2 separate regions of the Mus musculus genome follow, and region 2 is linked to region 1. A link is a loop called in an ENCODE intact Hi-C map of the cell type or tissue named here. Cell type or tissue: left cerebral cortex. All regions are shown on one strand. Each heading gives the region's core, and the rest is flanking DNA. Links, peaks and the distances in the headings are about the cores only.

The links. A loop is a pair of places that touch in the nucleus more often than their neighbours do. Peaks named below come from ENCODE experiments on the same cell type or tissue, not always from the same donor. Only the 100,000 strongest peaks of a DNase experiment are listed, where the experiment ranks them.
Region 2: it touches region 1 in a loop (6-fold over the local background); 1 of 42 quality-filtered maps calls a loop at or near these places.

Annotation. Positions count from the first base shown.
Region 1 is chr6:72,953,193-72,964,133 of GRCm38, reverse strand. Tmsb10 (thymosin, beta 10) reads left to right here and starts at 5,651. Exons shown (of 3, transcript NM_025284.4): 1 at 5,651-5,797; 2 at 6,110-6,221; 3 at 6,482-6,787. The coding sequence starts at 6,122. The coding sequence ends at 6,516. In left cerebral cortex, for the core only: a CTCF peak has its summit at 6,164; DNase peaks (open chromatin) are centred at 6,876, 7,404, 7,905, 9,111 and 4 more places; H3K4me3 peaks cover 3,142 bases; H3K27ac peaks cover 2,978 bases.
Region 2 is chr6:72,893,499-72,904,439 of GRCm38, reverse strand. Kcmf1 (potassium channel modulatory factor 1) reads left to right here and starts at 4,461. Exons shown (of 7, transcript NM_019715.2): 1 at 4,461-4,826. The coding sequence starts at 4,811. In left cerebral cortex, for the core only: a CTCF peak has its summit at 1,934 (motif pointing right); DNase peaks (open chromatin) are centred at 4,157, 4,454, 4,760, 5,456 and 1 more place; H3K4me3 peaks cover 2,622 bases; H3K27ac peaks cover 2,089 bases.

The sequences.
Region 1 (10,941 bases), core at 1,377-9,376:
TTACTTAGGGAATTCTTGTAAAGATTCAAGATTCAAGAGAAGGAAGAGAGCTTGATTCTTCTTAGGCATGTAAGAATGTTTCTGTTTTAATTTTTTATCTTTAAACTGCATATGTCCATTCTCAAAATGTACCTGATTTATTTTTTTAAAGATTTATTTATTATTATAAATAAGTACACTGGGGCTGGTGAGATGGCTCAGGGGGTAAGAGCACCCGACTGCTCTTCCAAAGGTCCAAAGTTCAAATCCCAGCAACCACATGGTGGCTCACAACCACCTGTAACAGAGATCTGATGCCCTCTTCTGGTGTGTCTGAAGACAGCTACAGTGTACTTACATATAATAAATAAATAAATCTTTTAAAAAATAAATAAATAAATAAATAAGTACACTGTTGTTGTCTTCAGACACACCAGAAGAGGGTGTCAGATCTCATTACAGGTGGTTGTGAGCCACCATGTGGTTGCTGGGATTTGAACTCAGGACCTTCGGAGGAACAGTCGGTGCTCTTTCCCGCTGAGCCATCTCACCAGCCCCCGTGATATATTTATATACACACTTCTGCATAGACAGAAGACTGTAACTAGAGGATATTCTTGAGATTCTAAAAGGAAAGTCCTTGACCCGTGTAACAGCATTCTCATGAAAAAACCAGCACTGAGTAAGCAGGGGCAGCTCATGGACCACACAGCAACATCAAGGCTAGCCTTGGCTACATAGCAGGCCCCTGTTTCAAAAACCAAAGAACATATAACATAAGTTCATATTTGGCCAGGGAGATGGCTCAATGGGTAAAGGCACCTGGCACCAAACCAGAAAACCTGAGCTCAGTTTCTGAGAGCCACATAGTAAAAGGAGAGACCCAACTCCCACAAGTTCACAGGTTACCTTCTGACCTCCATAGGCCTGCATTCATGTGCTCAAGCACACACACACACACACACACACACACACACACACACACACACATACTCATAAAATCTAATATTTTAAAAAGAAACATCAGGAGGCCTGCAGAGATGCTTCAGTGGTTGTGTGTGCAGAGGACTAAGTTGGGCTCCCAGCACAGGCACCAAGCAGACTGTAAGCACTTGTAACTCTAGCACCAGGAGACCCAACACTCTCTTCTAACCTCTGAGGAGACATGCACACATGTGGAGCACAGAAACTCACATAGGGGCACATAAATAACTCTTCGAAAGCAGTGGCTGAGGGCAGGAGTGTGTGCTGCTATTGAGCCCTGCCCCCCTTCTCCAGAACAAGATCCCAGTCAAGGAACAGCGCTTTGCACTGTGGCCAGCCTTCATTCCCACCTTCATTAACATTATCAGGATAATTTTTCGTAAACATGCCCGAAGGCCCAGCTCTAGGTGATTCTAGATTCTGTCAAATCGAGGACAGTTAACACTAACCACACACAGGTAGCACCCTGCTGTGTTTCCTGTACTTCTTTTGTCTGACTTCACACAGAATGGCAAAGCTAATCCCACAAAGGGGTTTTCCACAAATGTCACAGCAGCTCTAGAGGTAGCAGAAAGACAGATGTGTTGACTCCTTGTGAGCATGCTCTGGCACAGCGTATAGCATGTGGACCTGCTATACAGATAGCATGTCTAAGCGTCTGTAATAGCCCAGGCAGCTGCTCACTCCTCAGTGAATATACCTCCAGTCAGAGAACTCATTACCACTCCCCGTAATAACTCATTCCGTTCTGACTGGGAAATCTGAGCATTTGTTCAAAAGAATGCAGACTGCGGAAGTGGCAGCAAAGAAGAGAGATGAGGTCTCTCATTTCCTGTTGAGAGATTTTTTTTTTCTTTTAAGAAAATGAAAGTATAGCATGTTTGGTTACGCTCTGGTTAGAGGAAGGGTCTATGAAGACAAAAGGAAACACGATTAAGTGAATGGCATGGTTGCTGCCACTATATAAGGGTAGCTGAGGTCCTCTGAGGAGAGGGACATGTGAGCAGTTTCCTTAATGACAGCAGAGCACAGTCAAAAGCCCTGAAGCAGGAGTGAATGATTTTCTTGAGTCAAAAGTAATCTAGAGGCTGGGGCTGTAGGTCCATTGATTAAGTTCTCATCTGGCCTGCAGAAGGTCCTGGGTTCGATTCCTAGCACCACATAAACCAGGCGTGCAGGCATTTGTCTGCTATCCAGTACTTGGGAGAGAAAGGCAAAAGGATCAGAAGTTCAAAGTCTTTCTTGGCTAATACCAGCCTGGGTTACGTGAGACCCTGAGTAAAAAAAAAAAAAAAAAAAAAAGGCGAGGGACAGGGGCATGATCTGGACTCATGAATCATAGCCACCACGTCCATCACGGAACCCTTCCCTGAGCAGGGTTAATAATTAGCCAAGAAGCCTCAGCAGCTGTCCCTCAGCTCCGAGGCTTTCTGGAATTACCATTCGGTCCATACCATCACACTCCAGTTTCCGATAAATGGAGAATGTCATACTGAAGCTATGAGCTGTAGCTCAGTCGGGCACTTGCCTGCCATGTACAAAGCCCTGGGTTCAATACCAAACAAAGAGGTGCAGTGTCTCATGCTGCGATCCCCGCACTACTGAGGCAAAAGCAAGAAGCTTCAGGCCATCCTTCAGCTACATACCAAGTTCGTGGCCAGCCTGAGATTGTGAGATCCTGCCTCAAAGTAATAAAAGTTAATAAAACAAAATGTCAGCCCGGACAAGTCTGAAAAGGCCCCTCCCATCACCCTGTCCCCTTGCCCATCCCCCACCTCCCTACAAGCCACCGTAAGTAAGGCCCTGTGAAGTCCTTACTTATTCATTCTCCAGCTCCCTGTCATTCATCCTTCTCAACAGAAGTGGAAATGTGATTGTTTATGAGTCGGGCAGCTTACCGGAAGCCATCAGTGAATAAGATAGTCTGCTCCAAGCAGCAGACAGGAATGGTGTCACCGATCGTGGCACCACCAGCAGTTAGTGGACACCAGGCGGAAGGCCTATTGCTTGGATCCTTTCTCTACTCCGAGTGTCTCACTATTGCCCTCCACATTCCACACACTCCATATACACCCAGCAAATACTGATTTAAATGTGTGTGAGTGTCATGGAAGACACAGAGGACAACTCTGGCACCCCTAGGTTCTAACTTTTTCCTGCTTTCTGCTGTTCCACTTCTTTGTTGCTCTGTAACAAAACTTTCAGAAACGTAATAACTTCAAGTAGCCGCCATGTGTGTCTCGCTCCTAAGTTCAGTTTAGACAGGGCCAGCTTGTCTCCACTGCACTCTGTGGAATGCAGACGTGCAGCCTTTCCTTCCAGATGTTGGATTCTCTCAGAGCCCGGGGGCACCAAGCTCTGGGACAGTGGCTCACAGTCATGTGGTCTTTTATGGCCTGGCTTCTGAAGTCATAAAAGTTCATCTCTGCCACATTTACTAGAAGAAAGTCACTAAGGCCAACCTAGAGGTAAAAACTGGTGGGAGAATGGTTGAGGTACTTGTGGGTATTTCAAAGTCCTTGCCTGTTAGATTGAATGAGGCCGCTAGCTTTGACCTGTTTTTTTCTCATCTATGTTTGGTTAGTGTTTGAGACAGGGTCTCAGGTAGCCCATACTTGCCTCTAATTCACTGTGTAGCTCAGGCTGGCCTTAAACTCCTGATTCTTCTGTCTCTAACTCCCACTAACTAAGATTATAGGTTTCTGGCTCAGTGTATGTGATGCTGAGGACGAAGCCAAGGGCCTCAAGTATGTTAGGCAAGCATCTATCAACTCAGTTATATCTCCAGACCGGCCACAGCTGTTAAGCACCTTTGATGGTGTTTTCTTTCTGGAAAGGAGCCGCTGAGCTGAACTTAGCAAGTACAGGGAATGCCTGCAAGTCGACTTGATGATCCTTTGTTGGGAATCCTGCATCTCTTCTCTATGCCTACACCTAGAAGAATCAGATTTCTTCCCTCAATAAAGAGAAAAGGGATTGGAGTTCACCTTGGATGCAACCTTGTACAATTGGACATTTATGCACTGACTTCAAGGTGAAGCCCAGGAAGTCCAAACCTAACTTAAGGTTAGCATTGCATCCAGCACGGAATCCAGAGATACTATCTCTGGATGTCTGGATAGTTTTATGTTCAAGCTTAGCAGATCCTTCAACAAGTAGAGACTGTTTCAATCTGCCCAGCCCTGCTTTCGGTTTCCCAGATTTCCTGGACTTTGGGTAAGAGCATGTGACTACATTCTAGGCCAAGGAAATGAAGACAGAAGTGATGGAAGCGACTTCTGAATCTGAGGCTAAATTCTAGTGTGACTTTTCATCCTCCTTTCTTTCCTGGTCCACTGCCTGGATATAGAAGATGGAGGGGTCCAGAATAACAAGAGAAAGGGGGCCTGAATACCAGTCACTATGCAATAAAAAGCACAAAGCCAGGCATGATAACACAGGCTTTTAGGCCTAACATTCAAGAAACAGGCCAATCTCTATGAGTTCAAATCCAGGCTGATCTACATACTGAGATCCATAAACATATGGCTACATAAACAGGTGACGCCCTTTCTAAAGAAAATAATTTTTTAAAAAGGAGACTAGTACAGAAATCACAGGATTGTGTTACATAAGAAACAACTTTCTTTAAAAGATTTATTTTTATTTTATGTGCATGAGTGTTTTATGCACACCAAACTCATACCTGGTGCCCAAGCAGGCCAGAAGAGGATGCCAAGTCTCCTAAAACTAGAGCTACAGATGCTTGTAAGCCACCGTGTGGGTGAGCCCCACGTGGATGAGACAACTCTCTACAACCCCCACCCCCACTAAACTGTTATTACTTCAAGCAAAGATATTTTGCTCTTTGTCTGTCTATCTGAACCATGAAGTTTGCCGTTCAGGAAATGTTTCTCCTCTTTTTCTTCTATCAGTAGAATATGCTCTATATTCAACACAGGAAAAGGGATGGGAGTGGGGATGGATGGCGTTTCAGCCCTGGGTGATATAATAGAACTCACTGTCCATGGGGGTTGTAGGAGCTGAAGAGGTAACTTTTTCAGGAGTGCAGTATCCCACTCCTGGAATGGGTTAACAAGAAAAAGCAAGGTTTGCAGGCACAGGAGCTTTTTCCCCTCTTTTTCCTTCTAAAAACCACATTGAAGGTTAACTGAAGGAGAAAAACCGCACCCTCCAGTACAGTGTTTCTAAAAGGCCACTGAGAAAAGGAACAGCGGAGCCCTCCCGGGAGTCCTAGCTCCCACCTCCGCCCTTAGACAATGCCTGAAAACAGCTTGTTTTAAGAAGCACCAACCACAAGAAAATAGAAAGAAGGAGACTCTGGAGAGCAAACGCAAGAGACTTGAGGCGACGCGGGTGGGGTGTCTCCCGCGAGCAGGGCTGCAGCAGAGCGCGCGTGCTCGCCCGCACACCCACAACCCTACACCACACATACATTCAACAAAACCCCAAGTCCTTCCCCGCTGCCCCCCCCCCCACGCCCTTCCCGCGGGGTGAGCAGCAGGCTCCTGGGTACTAGGAAAAGGAGATATATCAAGAAAAGAGACCACCGGGAGCTGGTGCCTGCCACCCTCCACGCGGGATCGCAACGGGTTAGGAACGCGGGCCGAGAAGGGCGGAGCCCCAGGCAGCCTGGAGATGCTGAGCGCCCCCCAGCCCCCGCGCGCGCTGGCCACGCCCTCCGCGCGGGCTGGCCACGCCCTCGTTGCGGCGGGCGAGAGGCGGGGCGGGGCGCGGTGTATATAAGACGAGGGGCGGGCGCCGCTCTTTTGTCTCTTGCTGCAGCAACGAGAGTGGGAGCACCTGGAGCGCGAGCTCGGAAGGAGAATCCACGGTAAGGCACAGCGCCGGCCTTGGGGCCTACCCTGGGTGGGGTCGGGCCAGTTTATGGCTGGCGGGCGCGTTCCCCTTCGGTTGCAACAGGCGACCCGGCGGTTTGGAATCTTCTGGGGCTAGCAGGCCACGCCCTGGGGCTTCGGAGGGAGGGTGTGGTGGACGAGTCTAGGATCCTCGGCCTCCGGGCTGCGGGAACGCCCAGGACTGGGAATGCCACGTTGAGAGGCGTTCGCGGAAGGCGCGGGATCCAGGACGCGCTGGTCACCCCCAAGCCCCTGGCCACCCATTATCACCTTGTTTCGCCCATCAGAGTTGTAAGAAAATGGCAGACAAGCCGGACATGGGGGAAATCGCCAGCTTCGATAAGGCCAAGCTGAAGAAAACCGAGACGCAGGAGAAGAACACCCTGCCGACCAAAGAGAGTAAGTGTGCCCCGGGTTCCCACCCCAGCGCTCCTCCCTTCCCTGCTGTGCCAGCCCGGCACCCCCACCCCCATCCGGCCACTATCTTCCCACCCCGAATCTAAGGCCACAGCCACCCTTCCAGTCACACAAAGCACTTTGTCTCTTCCAAACCCCTTCTCTGTCCGCAGGCCTCGTGGGTGCCTCACCCACACCAGGTTTGTGGGTTGGGTATGGGGGGCTGTAAGGTAGCTCCAATGACCACATCCCTCCCTTCGCAGCCATTGAACAGGAAAAGAGGAGTGAAATCTCCTAAAAGCCTAGGAAGATTTCCCCACCCCACCCCACCCCGCCCCATCATCTCCAAGACCCCCTCGTGATGTGGAGGAAGAGCCACCTGCAAGATGGACGCGAGCCACAAGCTGCACTGTGAAACCCGGGCACTCCGAGCCGATGCCACCGGCCCGCGGGTCTCTGAAGGGGACCCCTCCACTAATCGGACTGCCAAATTTCACCGGTTTGCCCTGGGATATTATAGAAAATTATTTGTATGATTGATGAAAATAAAAACACCTCGTGGCATGGTTGGCGTGGTCTGAATTTTTTAGTTGAGTATGCGTGGGCAGAGCGGTCTGGGAGTGAGTTGTGCCGCAGGGAGAGAGGAGGGGACGTGGTAGAATGGGTGAGGAGGATGTATCGTTTTTATTTTTGTTTTACGTGCTTCTCGACATGCGGTTTCCTGGGTTCTCAGTTGCTTCGCCCTTAATGCGATCCATGTCAATTTTAACCCCATTTTGAAAAATGCTGTCCAAAAGATTAAGCTTTGCTTTTGATCGGCTCTTCAAATCCTACCTTTTCTTCTGCCCTCTTAACCTTTCACGCACACCAGAAGCAGTGATTTGTTAAAGTCTGAGAGGAAAGGATGCAAAGAATCATTCAGGAATGTGGGAAATTGGGCGAGGTCGGGGTCCATCCCTCAGACACAAACACACGAGGTTTTCTATTGGGTGTTAACAGAATGAGGTGAAATAAAAACAAAGGCCAGATAAAACCGCATTATATCACAACTTGCGGAACATCTTCAGAACTGCAGCCACGGAGATCAGCCTAGTTTTTTGTCTCTGAACCTTATGCGAATGCGTTAGCCATTATAGAGGGAGCATAGGCTGAGCTGCCTCCCAGACAGATCCTCTGAGGGTGGAAGAGAGCAGCGGGTGCGTGCGTTGTGGCGGCAGAACTGAAGGAGGTCACACCCTTTCATGACCCACAGGGAAGGGGTGGGACCAGCACAGTGGGGCTAATGGAGGAGGAGCCCAAGGGTATTGGGCACTGAAGCAGGCTTATGATTACAGGGGTAGCCTTTTCCTGTAGGAGGGGAGGGAGGGAAACAATTGGATAGGGTTTGCCCCACATTTTTGCCTTACCCCCAAGGGACTGGATAAATAGATGAGGGCAGTTAGTTCAAATGAGCTGTATCCTCCTGGTCACAAGAAATTTAAAACCTAGTAGTGAGACCGGCAGTCAGGGCAGATCAGCGGACAGACAGGTTGGGGAGCCAATGCCTGGTTTACATAACAGATCAACTCCAGCTGGTACCTGGAGGCCTCCATCACCTCTGAATAGGGAAGGGCTCTTTTTCTCTGCTGTTAGTGATTCCCACAGATGTAGCTTTTGTAGTGACCCAGGGTAGGATGGGGCTGAATTAAGTCCCAATGCTTGAGTAAGAAGTCTCTAGCTAATGCTCCTGTAAGTGGGCCTCATAAGCTCATTAGTTTACAAGAAAGAAGAGAGAAAAGCCTACTGAATCTTCACTGGCCTCCTCTCAGGTCATGCTAAAGCCAAGCAGCTCCCATGCTTCCCTTCCCCCACGGGCTTCCCTTCCCCCACGGGCTTGACGCTTTAATTGACAGGGCCTGAGCATGATGAACCTCATCATGGTTTGAAGAAGCCAAACATCATTTCCCTCCCTGGGCCCAGTTCAGGGTAGGAAGGAAATACTGTTGATTGACAATGAAGGTAATGAGGGAAGGCTGCCCAGTAACTAAGTGGCGGCTACGTTAGGCAGCATTGTCTCTAGAAGAAACACCTGTGAGATGGAAATAGACACGATTTCTTTTGTCTTAGCAGTTCCAGTGTGTAGTCTACTGACCCTGCTTTGGATCTGGGGTCAGGCAGTACAGAGTGGAGATGCAAAGCAAAGCAAAGCACCGGAAGACGTGGCCAGGAAGCAAAAGAGGAAGAGGAAGGGGTAGGGGTCCCACAGTACACCTTCCACTTGGCCCCAGCTCTTAAAGGTCCCACCACCTCTCAACAGTGCCTCCTGAGGAACCAGCCTTCATCACATAGGCCCTTGAGGATCATCTCAAGATCCAAATTATAGGAAGAACCATGCATAAATTAGGAAGCCAGGTGTGGAGGTGCATGCCTGTAATCTCAGCACTTGGGAGATGATGTTTAGAGGATTTAGAGTTTGAGGTCATCTTCAGCTATCCAGTGGATTCAAGATCTCCTGGGCTACTTGAGACCCTGTCTCAAAACATATGCATGCACACACAAGTGTGTGTGCGTGCGCACACGCACACACACACACAGTGGGATGCTTATTTCTGCAAAATTTAGAGGCCATGTATTTGGTGAGCTTAACACAGCCCTTCTGAGTGCCCAAAAGTCCCTAACACTGTACTGAGTGTACAGTTTTGTGCCACTAACTGCAAAACGCTCCATGAAAAAAAAAACGCTAGAGACACAAAGCCGTCCTCCTGTGGGAAAGCAGACAAAGAAGTTAGCTGTGAGGGTGGCTGCCTTGGTGAAAGAGGAAGCATTTGATTGAAGACAAGAAGTGAGACCACTGAGTGGGGCTTGTTCAACGGAAGGCTCCTCCTCCTGTTGACACCAGAATGTATTCAGCGAAGTAAGGGAGCAGTCACTGAATGAAAACAGAAGCAACCTCAAAAGGAGTCCAGGAAGGAAGGTGGGCGTGCTGTATCCTGTAGTCATTTGGAGGCCACTATAGATGTGGGGTCAAAACAAAGTGATCTGAGATGTATGTGAGAGAGCCGGGGAGATGTGGAACACACAAATAGCAACCAACACCAACAGCGGTACCTACCCCATCACCAAACCGTCATCACCAGCACCACTACTGTGCCTGCACATAGATAGCATGGATGCTTGTACTATTACATCCAGCCTTTCTGTATGGATTCTAGAGCTCCTAACTCAAGTCATCAGGATTGTGTGAAAGCTCTTTTGCCCACTGATTCATCTCCCCAGCCTGGCTAAACATGCTGGCCCGCGGGCTCTGCCTGCCCCCAACATGCTGGCCCGCGGGCTCTGCCTGCCCCCAACCCCCAAGCACTGGAGTTACAGACACGTGCTGCCACACCCAGCTTGAGAAATCAAACTCAAGTGTTCATGCTTGTGCAACAAGCACTTCACCCACTGAGCACTTTAAAAAATATACATATATATATATATATATATATATATGCACACATATATATGATTTAATTATTTTACACGTATGAATGTTTTGCCTGCATTTATGTGTATATGCCTGCTGTTCTTGGAGCCAAAAAGAGGTATCAGATTATCCCCTGAAGCTGGAGTTACAGACGGGTGGTGCACCTCTGGCCCACTGCGGGGTGGTCCTGAGTTGTATGAGAAAGCAGCCTGGACAAACCATGAGGAACAAACCAGTAAGAGCAGTCTTCTCCAGCCCATGTCTTCAGTTGCTACCTCCAGGTTTGTTCCTTGAGTTTATGCCTCAAATCCTCTCAGTGATGGAGTCAACCAAGAGTTGTAAGTTGAAATAAACCCTTCCTTCTCCACCTTGCCTTTGGTCATGGTGTTTTATCACAGCAATAGAAACGAAAGATAGTCCCTGGAATGGCTTGGGCCAGCTTGACCATGGCAAGCCTTCACCTTCTCCCCAGCTCCTCTCGACATGCTAAAAAAAAAAAAAAAAAAAAAAAATTAAGATTACTTTCCTGAAGCTAGACCCCAATGTCTATTCCTTTATTTGGCTACTCCCTCCTCCTGAGGCTCACTACCAAGATCTAGCTATCAAAGCTATGGAAAGCACACCTAATTAACATGCCCAGTTAAAATTAAACACCTCATCCTAACTAAATAAACTGCCATTTTTTTCTGTGTGTCACATCTGTCTCCTCTCTATCCAGATGCAATCCTTTGTCCTCCTCCACTCTCTCCCAGACAAACACCTCTCACCTCTCTCCCTTTTCTCTCCTCTCCCTTGATCCCTTTCCCTTCTCCCTCTTCCTCTATCTTCTGGCTTTGCCCCTTATGCCTGCCCTCTGTCCTTCTGGGGGCAAATAAGTCTCCTTTGTGCTGAGAACTTGGCCTTGGGGGTCCCGAGCCTTACTTTTTCTTTCAGCCCCCAAAACCTCAATGACTTACAACGACAAAAAGACATACCTTTGTTCATATTACTATCCATTGCTACTCAGTGGTTTCTCATCTGCACACCCTTTTGGTTCTGAGAAGCAGGCTGAACAAGCAGGCCCTATCTGGGAGGTTACAGCCAATGGCAACAATTACATAGAGTCACTCAATGGTGTTCCCCTCTCTTCTCAGACTTAACTTCCATCCAATCACACTGAGCAAGGCAAATCATGGAGCAAGACACCTTCACAGGGAAAGCAAGAGATAACCGGTACCCTGAGGAGGTTTGAGTGTGAGAAGCACCCCTTTAGGCTCATAGATTTGGGCACTGGATCCC
Region 2 (10,941 bases), core at 1,031-9,030, 59 kb after region 1:
TGCATCCAAATCATAAAGCATACATGTGTACCAGATACATACATGAAAAACAGAAAAATTATTATAAACCTTTACCAATTATCGCCAGCTGTTTTCTCACTGACATCCATGGCACCCTTTTCTGTGTTAAGAAAACACAACAAAGCTGGGTGTGGTGGGGCACACCTTTAATCCCAGCACTTGGGAGGCAGAGGCAGGTGGATTTCTGAGTTCGAGGCCAGCCTGGTCTACAAAGTGAGTTCCAGGACAGCCAGGGCTACACAGAGAAACCCTGTCTCGAAAAACCAACCAACCAACCAAACAAACAAAAAAACCCAAACACACAACAAACAAGAAGCTCCTGAATGGAGCTGTCCTGCCCTCTCAGCCTCACTACCTCCCACAATGTCTTGCCTTTGATTATGATCCCACTTCATCTTGGCTCCAAATGACTAATCCATTCGCTTATCACTAGTACATCCTGGTGAAGGAAGGAGGGCCTGTGGTTCCTGCCCCCCTCAATCTACCAAAAAAGATGAAAAACATCACACACCTAGCTTTAACAAGCACAAACTGAGCAGACAGGAAAAGCTTACTAAGTAAGGTACAAGGAATATGGACTTAAACTGGGGCTTGAATTATCTCAACTCCCAATAAACAGAATGGAGAGCAGGTGCAGGGCCCAGAGGCAGGAATCAACATGGGACACGGAGACAAAGGGCCACAGCAGAAAGTCGGGATGGCGGAAAGCACGTCAGGCTGTTAACAGCAGCCCTACCTACAGCTCGCAGGAACTCACCTGGTTTTTTAACTTTCAATTTATGTGCGTATGCCACAGGTGTTTTGGTGCTTCTGGAGCCAGAAGAGGGTGGGTGACAGGTGCCCGGAACGGGAGTTGGAGGCATTTGTGAAGAGCCAGACCTGGGTGCTGTGAGTTGCTCTTGGGTGCTCTTAGCCATGGAGCCATCTCCCCAGACCTTTTGTGAAGAACCAGACCTGGGTGCTGTGAGTTGCTCTTGGGTGCTCTTAGCCATGGAGCCATCTCCCCAGACCTTTTGTGAAGAGCCAGACCTGGGTGCTGTGAGTTGCTCTTGGGTGCTCTTAGCCATGGAGCCATCTCCCCAGACCTTTTGGTGCTTCTTTGTTTGTACCAGTGCAGCTTAGCTGGCTTTGTCCTGACTCCTAAATGCCAGAACAGGCATGTATCACTATGCCTGGCTCTTGCTTGTCTTTTGTTTTTGGAGACAGGGTTTCTCTGTGTAGACCTGGCTGTCCTGGAACACCAGGGCCTTGAACTCTGAGTGAGATGGCCCTGCTGGGATTAAAGGTGTGTGCCACCACCTTGCTTTTTTTTTTTTCAAAGTACTTTTTCCTTATGAGATGGCTGGCTTGGAACTTGTTTTTCTTTAACAAACCAAACCCAGACACCTGAGTTTTATTTACGTGTGTGTGCCTCACATACAAGGGTGCCTGCAGAGGTCAGAAGAGAGCATTGGAACCCATGGAACTGAAGTTATAGGTGTTTGTAGGCCATCTGACTTCTGTGCGCTCAACTGCTGAGTTACCTCTAGTCATACTTTTGTTTGAGGTAAAAATCTCTTATGTAAATCAGGTTGACTCTGTCTTTTGAGTGTTGGGATTACAGCTTGAGCCACTGAGCCCAGACACTATTGATTTTCTTGCTTAAGGACAGGTTCATAGTTCAGAACTCTGACAAGCATACCCAGCAATGTCAAGATTACAAGTACAGTAGAGAATATGATCTCAAAAGTCCTCAGTAGACTATCTAGCTCCCCAAGCCTCACTCTGCTGCATAGGATTGCTCACGTCATTTGTGTCCAGGTGACTTATTTCATGCTTTAACAGGACTGACAGGACTCTTTTTTTTTTTTAAGATTTATTTATTATTATATGTAAGTACACTGTAGCTGTCTTCAGACACTCCAGAAGAGGGCGCCAGATCTTGTTACGGGTGGTTGTGAGCCACCATGTGGTTGCTGGGAATTGAACTCAGGGTTCGGAAGAGCAGTCAGTGCTCTTAACCGCTGAGCCATCTCTCTGGCCCTTCTCTTGGACACTTGCCCTAATCTTTTTTTTTTTTTTTTTTTTTTTTTGTCTTTTTGAGGCAGGGTCTCCCAGTGTAGCTCTGCTGACTGTCCTGGAACACTCCATGGAGACCAGGCTGGGAGCTATGCCTGCCTCTGCATCCCATGTGCTGGAACTAAAGGATGTGTGCCACTACGCCTGGCTCATTTCCCCCTAATCTTAAAACCTTAAAGAAGTACAGAAAAACACAAAAAGGTGCAGCTATTGTCTGCTGATCTACTGATGGTATTTAAATCTCATTAGGATTTATCTGACTGTTGTTTTAAGGACTAGAACTGGGCCATCTATGGAACACAGTAAGTTTGGTAAAGATACCTGTGACTTTCAACTGGACATGGGGGAAACCAAGGAGGCATGGGAAGGAGATCTAGGGCAGGAAGAGCTGGAGATTCACGGCTAAGCTGGGATACTAACAATGAAATCACTGTCAAAAAAACATGGTAGTCCCTTGGAGGTCAGACCAAGCTATGTTTCCTCCCATGAACAAGACTAGCTAACCCTACCGGGCAGTGGTAACACAGGCCTTTAAACCCAGCACTTGGGAGGCAGAGGCAGGTGAAAAAAAAAAAAAAACTAGCTAACCCTTCAATACAGTAAGACTTGTTTTTAATGTTTCTTCCCCTAGCATCATGCCTGTACACAACCCTGAGTGACTTTTCCGTAGACTTGGGACTTGGGGCACACTTCACCTCACAGCTCCAGCCCCTTCTTCCTCCTCAATAGTCTCCTTTCTATTTTCACCCAGTTTTTTCCATACTTACTGGTATTCCTTTCTGGAAGTGTTGCTTTTGTTGGCTACTCTAAATGCTCCAGCATTTTTACAGAACTGCTTACAAACTTTGATACAAATTTATAAAAAACCATTATTCACCACCTGTGTATGCGTTAAGAGCTGCTAGCCTGACTTTCACAGCTCAAGTTCAGGGAACTGGCTTACACCCAGGATCACTTGCCAATAATAAAATGTGTAGGGTTGTCAGAAAGGACCCACTAACCAGGATGTCGATCAGGCTAACTACAAACCCTGCTCTCCCTTTGTAAGCCCTACTAGGCATAGTCTTCCTCAGGCCGGTCTGTAGTGTGCGGAATTCCACACCCGAAACAGAAATATTTGTTATCTAGTCCTCATTTAAACCCAAATTAGGTGGGGGTGTGGTGGAAGATGCCTTTCGTTCCAGCCCCTGGGAGATGGGAAGGTCAGAATCAGCTACTTGAGCAATTCAAGGACTGCCTCGGGCTATCTGAGGTCATGCCTCAAAACCACCCCCAATTTAATTACAGCTAGTTTCTTGGGTAGACAGGGATGACCTACTATGTAGTCTCTCGGATTAAGCCTTTTAGTATTTTCAAAACCAGACATATCTTAAATCATATTCAATAAAATATTGTAACAAATAGGGTCCTTCCTTTGCTACTCTACACGTCGAATCTTGGTACTGTATCTCTCCTGCATCTATTGATATGCTTGCCCTTTTTGAAAGTCACAGAAGCTAAGGCAACCAACGCTTTGTCCAGGTCCCACAGTCGGTGGAGGGTGGGCAAATTAGGAAAATCGCCAAAGCAAGCAGTACCTTGGACCCTAGTTTCAGTAAACTTAGCTGGGAACTTTGTCCAATCTCGAGACTACCAAGGCAAAATTAACCACCCAAAGCGAACCAATTTAGAGCGAAGGCTCAGCAAGGTTAAGTCACTTGTTCAAGGTTACACCGAGCATATCAGAACCAGAATCCCAGGGCTGAACACGTCTTAACTCCAGGGCGCGATCTGTTCTACCTGCGCCACGCCACCACTGACACGTGGTCAGGGGTAGTCTCAAGTGTTTGTCGAGTTAGCAATGCCTGAAGAGAAAGTAGCCTGTAAGGAGCCTGGGTGGAGGGAAAGACCTGCACACACAGCCGGAAGCAAAGTACCCCCGAAGCCCACCAAGTTTTTCCCGCAGCGCATTCGAGCGGGCGGCCGAGCCGGCTCGCTAGGCCTCGGCCTCCCCCTGGGTCTGGGGACCCGCGAGCCCCGGAGGCCCGACTGCCATTCCCTTCTGGGTCCCCGGCTTTCAAAGCAGCACACAAACACACACACGTCCCCGGGACGTCTGCGATGGCCCGGCCGCCGCGCGCCCAGGCGCTGGGGAGCCACGTCGGGGGCGTTTCGCGTCCTCGTCCTCCCCACGCGCAGCGTGGCGGGCCGCGGCTGGGCTCGGGTGCCTGCGGGACCGCGGCAGGACCGCCGCCAAGCACGGTCGCCCGCCGGCCGCGGGGCCTCAGGGCGGCGAGAGGCGGGGCGGGCGTGCGGGCGGAAGGAGGCGGAAGAGGAGGAAGAGGAGGAGGAGGAGGCGGCGGCCGGAGCCGGGAGACGGACGGGCGGGGGGCGGGCCGGGGGAGGGGACGAGCGGGATTTGCGGACGCCGCGCCGCTGCCGGGAGCCGGCGGGGGCCCGAGAGTGACCGAGTCACGGCGGGCGCCGGCGGAGCCGCGGCCGCGTCGGACCCGCCTCCTGGAGGAGCTCAGCCCCGGCCAGGCCCGGCCCCATTCCCGCCCCGCGCCGCCTCCCCGCCGCCGCCGCCGCCGCCGCCGCGGGAGCGCTCCCCTGCCCACCCCGCCCCCGCGGCCGAGCCCGGGAGTCGAGTGGGAGTCGGCCGGCCGGGCGCGGGCAGCGCCGGGAGCCCGCGGTGGGGGCACACTGCAGCCGGGAGCCCGGGAGGGGCCGCGCCGCCAGCGTCTGAACTAGGATGTCCCGACATGAAGGTGAGAGCCGAGCCCCCGCCCCCACCGCTTGGGCCTCGGCCTACCCCGCCCGAAGTCCGGGCGCCGCCGAGGGCAGCGGGGCACCGGCGGGGACGCGGGCCGGGCCCGAGTCGCGGGGCTGGGGAACCCGAGGCCACCGCGGCCCGAAGAGCGAGCGGGAGCGGCGGCCGCAACCGTGGCTTGCGGCCGCGGCCCTGAGCTGGGCCTGGAGCCGGAGGCGGGGCGGCCGGGCGGCCGGAGGCTTTGCACTGTCATGGGGCGGGAGAGGGGGAGGGGAAGCGGCGGGGCCCGTTACCGGCGGGAGCCTGGCCCTCGGGACACATACCGGACGCCGAGGCCCGGCCGGCCCGCCCGGGGGAACCGCGGGGCCCCGGCGCGGCCTAGCTGCGGCGGCTCCCGGAAGAGCCGGGCGCCGTGGCCGAGCCGGGTCTCGGGCGTGCGGCCGCGACAAGGGGGAGCGGGGTCCGGGCCCCGCGGGCGCGTCCGGTCTCTGGGAGACCGCGGGCGAGCGACGGCCCCGCCTGAGGGCCGCGGCCGTGCGGGCGGGAAGACGCCGCGGCTCGGGCTCGGGCAGCCCTCTGTGACTGGAGCTCGCCCGGCCTCGCGGTAGGCCTCTGCGCGTCCCTGGGCTCGGGTAAGCCAAGTTCCCGGGGCGGATCCAGCCCGGCCGCGGTGAGCAAACTCCCTGCTCCGTCACCTCGCCGGAGCGGAACTTGCTCCCGGCCGGTCCCGGGCCCTCACCCGCGTGCGCTGCCCACCGAAGCAGGCTTCCAGTCGGGGGGCGTTTGGACTTCCGCGGTGCCCTGTGGAAACACGCTGGGGTTCTGTGGTTAAGAATCAGACCACTCGCGTCCCAGCCCCACGGCACAAAGGCACAAGTGTTTTCAGGCCGATGGATGGGCGATGAACTGGCGAAAAAATAAGTTAACTTGAATTTACTACCATATGGTTTAGGAAGGGGGGAGGGGGCTATGTTCTCTTTGTTTCACTACAGCAGGTTTTACCTTTAAAAGTAGTCACCGACTTAGTGAAAAGTTTATTTCGGTACGGTTAATGGAAGATTGTATAAGTGACCTGAAAATAATTGAGTCCCTAAGATTTTCCAAATCCTGTATAGGTGTTTTGGAAGTGAAGAAAGTTTGAGGAGGCAGTTTATCGCCGAGGGAAGGGCATTCTTAGGGAAGTACAGACCTTGGCTTTTCTAAGGTGACAAACTCAGATCAATTAACATACATTTAGTGAAAGTTTCGGAATTTGCATTTCTAAAGGCAAGATTGTGATTGACTCTGATCATTTTATGTTTGGAGAGTTTTTATTTAAAAAAAAAAACCTAATGATAGGGAAGAGCATGGGGCATTTTTGATTACTAACTGTTAATGTGTTGGTCACTTTGAAATAAATAGCAGGGTACTTAATTTAGCCTCAGTCAGATGAAAAGAAATATTTGGGAACTCACCTGCTAAACCGTTTTATAAGCTTAATGGGAGTGTGTTCCTTATCACCGCACTTGAAAAAAGTCTTCATTAAGGTTGTAGTCAAATTCCATTTGGAGATGGTGAGGTTAATTTTAGATGGCATCAGTTGGTGTATTGACCACCTTCAAGACAAAGTGAAAGTGAGCATGAAGTTCAGGCTCCAACTCAGGAACCAGATTAAAATAACAGAATAGCAATCGCCTTAAAGAAGCAGACGGAATAGTCTTAATGAGCAGTAGCCTGGAAAAAGTACCCTCAGATGGTGTGTTTGAGTAATTAAAATGGCTTAGGTAGGTATAGCATCCTTCAATAAAATATTGTGTGATCTAAGCTCATCATCATTCCCTCTTTAGTCTTGGAAAGGGTACCTTTTAATTACTTGACATCTTGAAACTTTCCAACACCTTTCTTGGCAATTTAATGCCAGATGTTTCCTAAATGGATGTGTTGAAGGTATTGAGCAATGTTTGACAGGTGATTTTATATTTACATAATACATTAATTAAATTTACTATTTTCTTTCTTTATTTTGACACTGTCTCACTAAGTAGCCCTGGCTGGCCTGGAACTCAAGAGTCCTGCCTGCCTGTGCCTCCCCAAACTGTGACAACAGGGGTGTGCTCTCAGACCTTGAACAGGGTTAGAAAGTTTAAGAGTCTAGGTTTTGGCCTAAGTCAAAAGTTTCAGTAATCACATCTGTTCATGAGATTTGTCAATATTTTGCAGTATATTATTTCAGGCAGTAATTATTTTCATCAGGAGGGATTTGACAATCCCAGATTTTCTGCTTACCTTTCTCTTTGGGCCAGCTAATCCTGTTTACTTCATCTTTGCTTTTGACACAGGATCATGGTGCCCATTCCTGGCTGGTCTGATCTCACTGCACAGGAGAGACTGGCTTCACACTTTCAGCCCTCCCCCAACCCCCCACCCCCCCCCCCCCCCATGTATCCAGTCTTCCTGTATCTGCTTCCCTCCTGAGCCTCTCCTAGCACAACACTTTTTAGTGGTCTGGTTTTTTAGCTCTTTTAATCATCTATCCTCCACATTCTCTGCAGTTGTTTTCCTCGGGAGTCTGACCCAGAACTGGATGTTGGAGTCTAATTCTGGGCAGAGCTGTACAGCCTGTAATGTTCTTGCCTAGGTCTTGCTTTCCAGCCTCATGTGTACAAGTAACTTGTTACTTTGTCTTCTCCCAACTCTAACCAATTGCTCTGTAGTATACAGATGATGTGACTTTGGACCACACAGCCCCAAGATGAACACCTGTCAAGATCAAGCACTGGACTACTCTGAGAAACACCAGTGCAGCCAAGGGCACAGAGAAGGCTCTAGGCCAGGCTTAGCGTACTTTCTCTAAAGTAGAGGGCCAAGCAGAAAACATAGGCTTAGCCAACTATATCTGTCACTACCACAGTTGTCATAGGAAAGCCAGCTAATCAAGTGGTTATGGCTGTGTTCCACTTAAAACTTTTTTTATGGACCCTGATATTTGAATTTCATAAAATTTTCATGTGTCATGAAATATGGTTCCTTGAAATCTTGCCACCACCACCATTTAAAAATGTAAAAGCCATTTTTAGCTGGTGAGGCCCATCAAGAACTGGTGGAGGCCAAAATTGATCCAAGCTCTGTAGTTGTCTGACCTATTGGAGCTGTAGAGCTGGGGGTCCTGCAGCTGGTGGGAGACCAGAAAGGGCCCAGACCCTTGGTGTATCTGTTTCTGCTGGGTCCTGAGCAAGTACAGGGACTGACTGACCAACTCCTGCCCCTTAGGAGCAGAAGGGTTGGTGAATAACACCCACCTTTTCAGGTAGGTGTTAGTGGAGTGGCGGGTCTCCACAACAGTGAAATTCCTGTTGCTATATGACTTGACTGGGGAGAATTCCAAGGCCTCTTTTTCACCTCATTTTGAAATGTTCTTGCCATGTTAGCAAACATTTCTTAGGTACTAGCACCAAGTCACTCTGTGTGGTCAACAGTTGATACTGTCAACAGTATCTAGTTTTCTGTCTTACACCAAACCCAGTCATTTTCTGTTTTCTAGGTTTTTTTTTTAAACTGTCTCTGGCTAGGACTATAGCTCAGTTGTGGAACACATGTGTTGTTCTGCTTGTTATTTTTGAGACAGGGTCATAGGTTTCTGGCTGGTCTTGAAGTTTTTGTGACCAAGAGTGACCTTGAGGTTTTCTTCCTTCAACTTCCCAGCTAACAGGCACGTAGCACCATGTCTGGTTTATGTAGTGTTGGACTTGAACCCAGAGCTTCATACATGCTGGGTAAGCACTTTACAGCCAAGCTGCATCCCTGGCCTTGCAGTACGTGGTTAACCTGCAGCGTAAGCTTTGAGTTTATTTTTCAGCACCAAAGGAAAATAAAAGGAAGCATGTGTGGTGTCACCTAATATTAGTTGTAGCCACTCTTAGAGTAAGACAGGAGGATCCTTTGAACCTAGGAATTCACTGCCATCCTAGTTGTACTTCTCTGTCAAAAGACAGCACTTAAGTTCAAGAAACAGCACTTCAAGTTCATGTCTATGCTGCTAGCACCCTTGTCAGGAGGTTGAAGCAAAATCTTGTACCACAAAAAAAAAAAAAAAATCTTAACATGTTTTGGTAAACAACATATTTAAAATGTATGCGATTCAGAGTTTGAAAATCAGGAAATAACTTTGTAAATAAAAACCTGTCAGATTATGTAGTTCATGAGCTCAGTTATGGGTGTTCTAGTTGGTTACCTGGGTTAACACAGATAGCTTTAAATCCTTGGACTGTTTCCATTACTATGTGAAAGGCACTGCTAGGTACCCAGAATGTAAGGAGACACAGGCTTCAACTCTAAGCCTGGTAGGAAAGCTGTGTCTGTAGACAGTCTCTGAAGGCAGTGCAGCCTGAGCTGGGCTGACAAAACGATAAGAAACAAGTGGATGTCCAAGTGCTTGCCAACTTGGATCATACGGCTTTGGCCCAATTTTTATTTAGTGCACATGCGTGAGAGGGTGTGTGGAGCAGTGTGTAAGTTAACTTTAGGGCTCACTTCTGTGTTGTAACTATAGAGCTGCATATTCTATGGCTTTTGTACTGTGTTCACCAGGGTTGTGTGACAACTGCCTTTACTTGATGACACCTCTCACCCTATTTTCCACAGCTTCAGAGGGAATAAATATATTTTGATTCTAATAGTTTGAGTGGGTTTTTGTTTGTTTGCTTACTTGTTTTCTTTTTTATGAGAACAAGGTCTCGTATAGCCCAGGCTGGCCTTGAACTTCTGTACTTCTTCTACCCAGGTGACTAAGTTTTGGGATTTACAGCTTTGTATCACTTTGAAGTACTTAAGCCTGTTCTCTGCTACTCTTTATTAAAAAGATAGTTCGTGTCTTTCTTTGTTCAAGAGACGTGGCAGTTCCATGTGGTAGGCCCAGGGTGACTGTCCCAAGTGGCTTCTCTGCTTTGACCTTCACAGGAGTCCTGGGCATTAGACACAGATGGATCCGTTTGGTGCAAGCACTTTTCCTAGCTAAGACACCTGACAGCCCTGTTTTCTGAGGCAGGGTCTTGTGTACTCTGCACTGGCCGCTAACTCCCTGTGTAACGGAGGAGGACTCTCAGCTTGTGATCCTGCTTCCACCTCCTAGGCTGGAATTAGAGGTGCACATCATTATGTTGTGTTTATGTAGTGCTAGGCCAGCAGTCTGCCAACAGCTACAACCCCAGCCCTTCTCTATACTATGCTTAGTAAGAGATTGCAGTTTCAAGTAGAAATAATACTCCGTATGTTTACTAATTTATTTAGTTCTTTTGCAGTGCTGAGGCTGGAACCTAGAGTCTCTGGCATACTAGACAAGGGAGTTAAAGTTTTGATACAGTCTTCTTTACTCTGTGAACTTACAATGTCTCAGGCAGGCCTTGAACATGTGATCCTCTTGCTTCAGCCTCCATTGTAGCTGGTGGTACTGGTCTGTGCCACCAGGCTGTGTTTACCTGACTTGTATTCGACTGGCTTTTTGAAGATTTTTACTTGTGTACTGAGAGTGACTAGATGGGACACATTACAATTTCTTATTTGTTTCTCAGAAACATTTAATGCTGTTTATTAACAAATGTGACACCACCACCCCCAGTCTAGTTAGCATTAGTTTGTATATATCTTTTTATATCACTAGAGATTGAACCCAGGACTGTGTATATACACTGTAAGAGATCTACCATGGAGCCACAGCCCTGGTCCTCAACTGTGGTTTTCTGAGACAGGGTTTCATGTAACTCTAACTGGCCTCAAACTTGATCTGTAACTGAGGATGGCCTTGAACTCCTGCCTCTGCCTCTGCCTCTGCCTCTGCCTCCCAAGTGGTGGAGTTACAGGTTTGTGCCATTATACCTAGCAACTTTTTTTTAATTGACAAAAATTATGTATACAGCATTTTCAAATGCATGTGTACATGTTACAGAGTGTCAATTACAACTTTTTGAAAATTGCCCATTTGTATATTTTTCTCTTTTCAAAAAATACTCTCTAGCACTAAACACACATAAAGACATAAAAAGTGAATTGAAATATTTTTTTCCTCAGATTGTGACTTCAAAGCTAGGCATACAATTTTACTACCCACTAAAAAGCTCTGTGCCCTCATGTCTTGACTG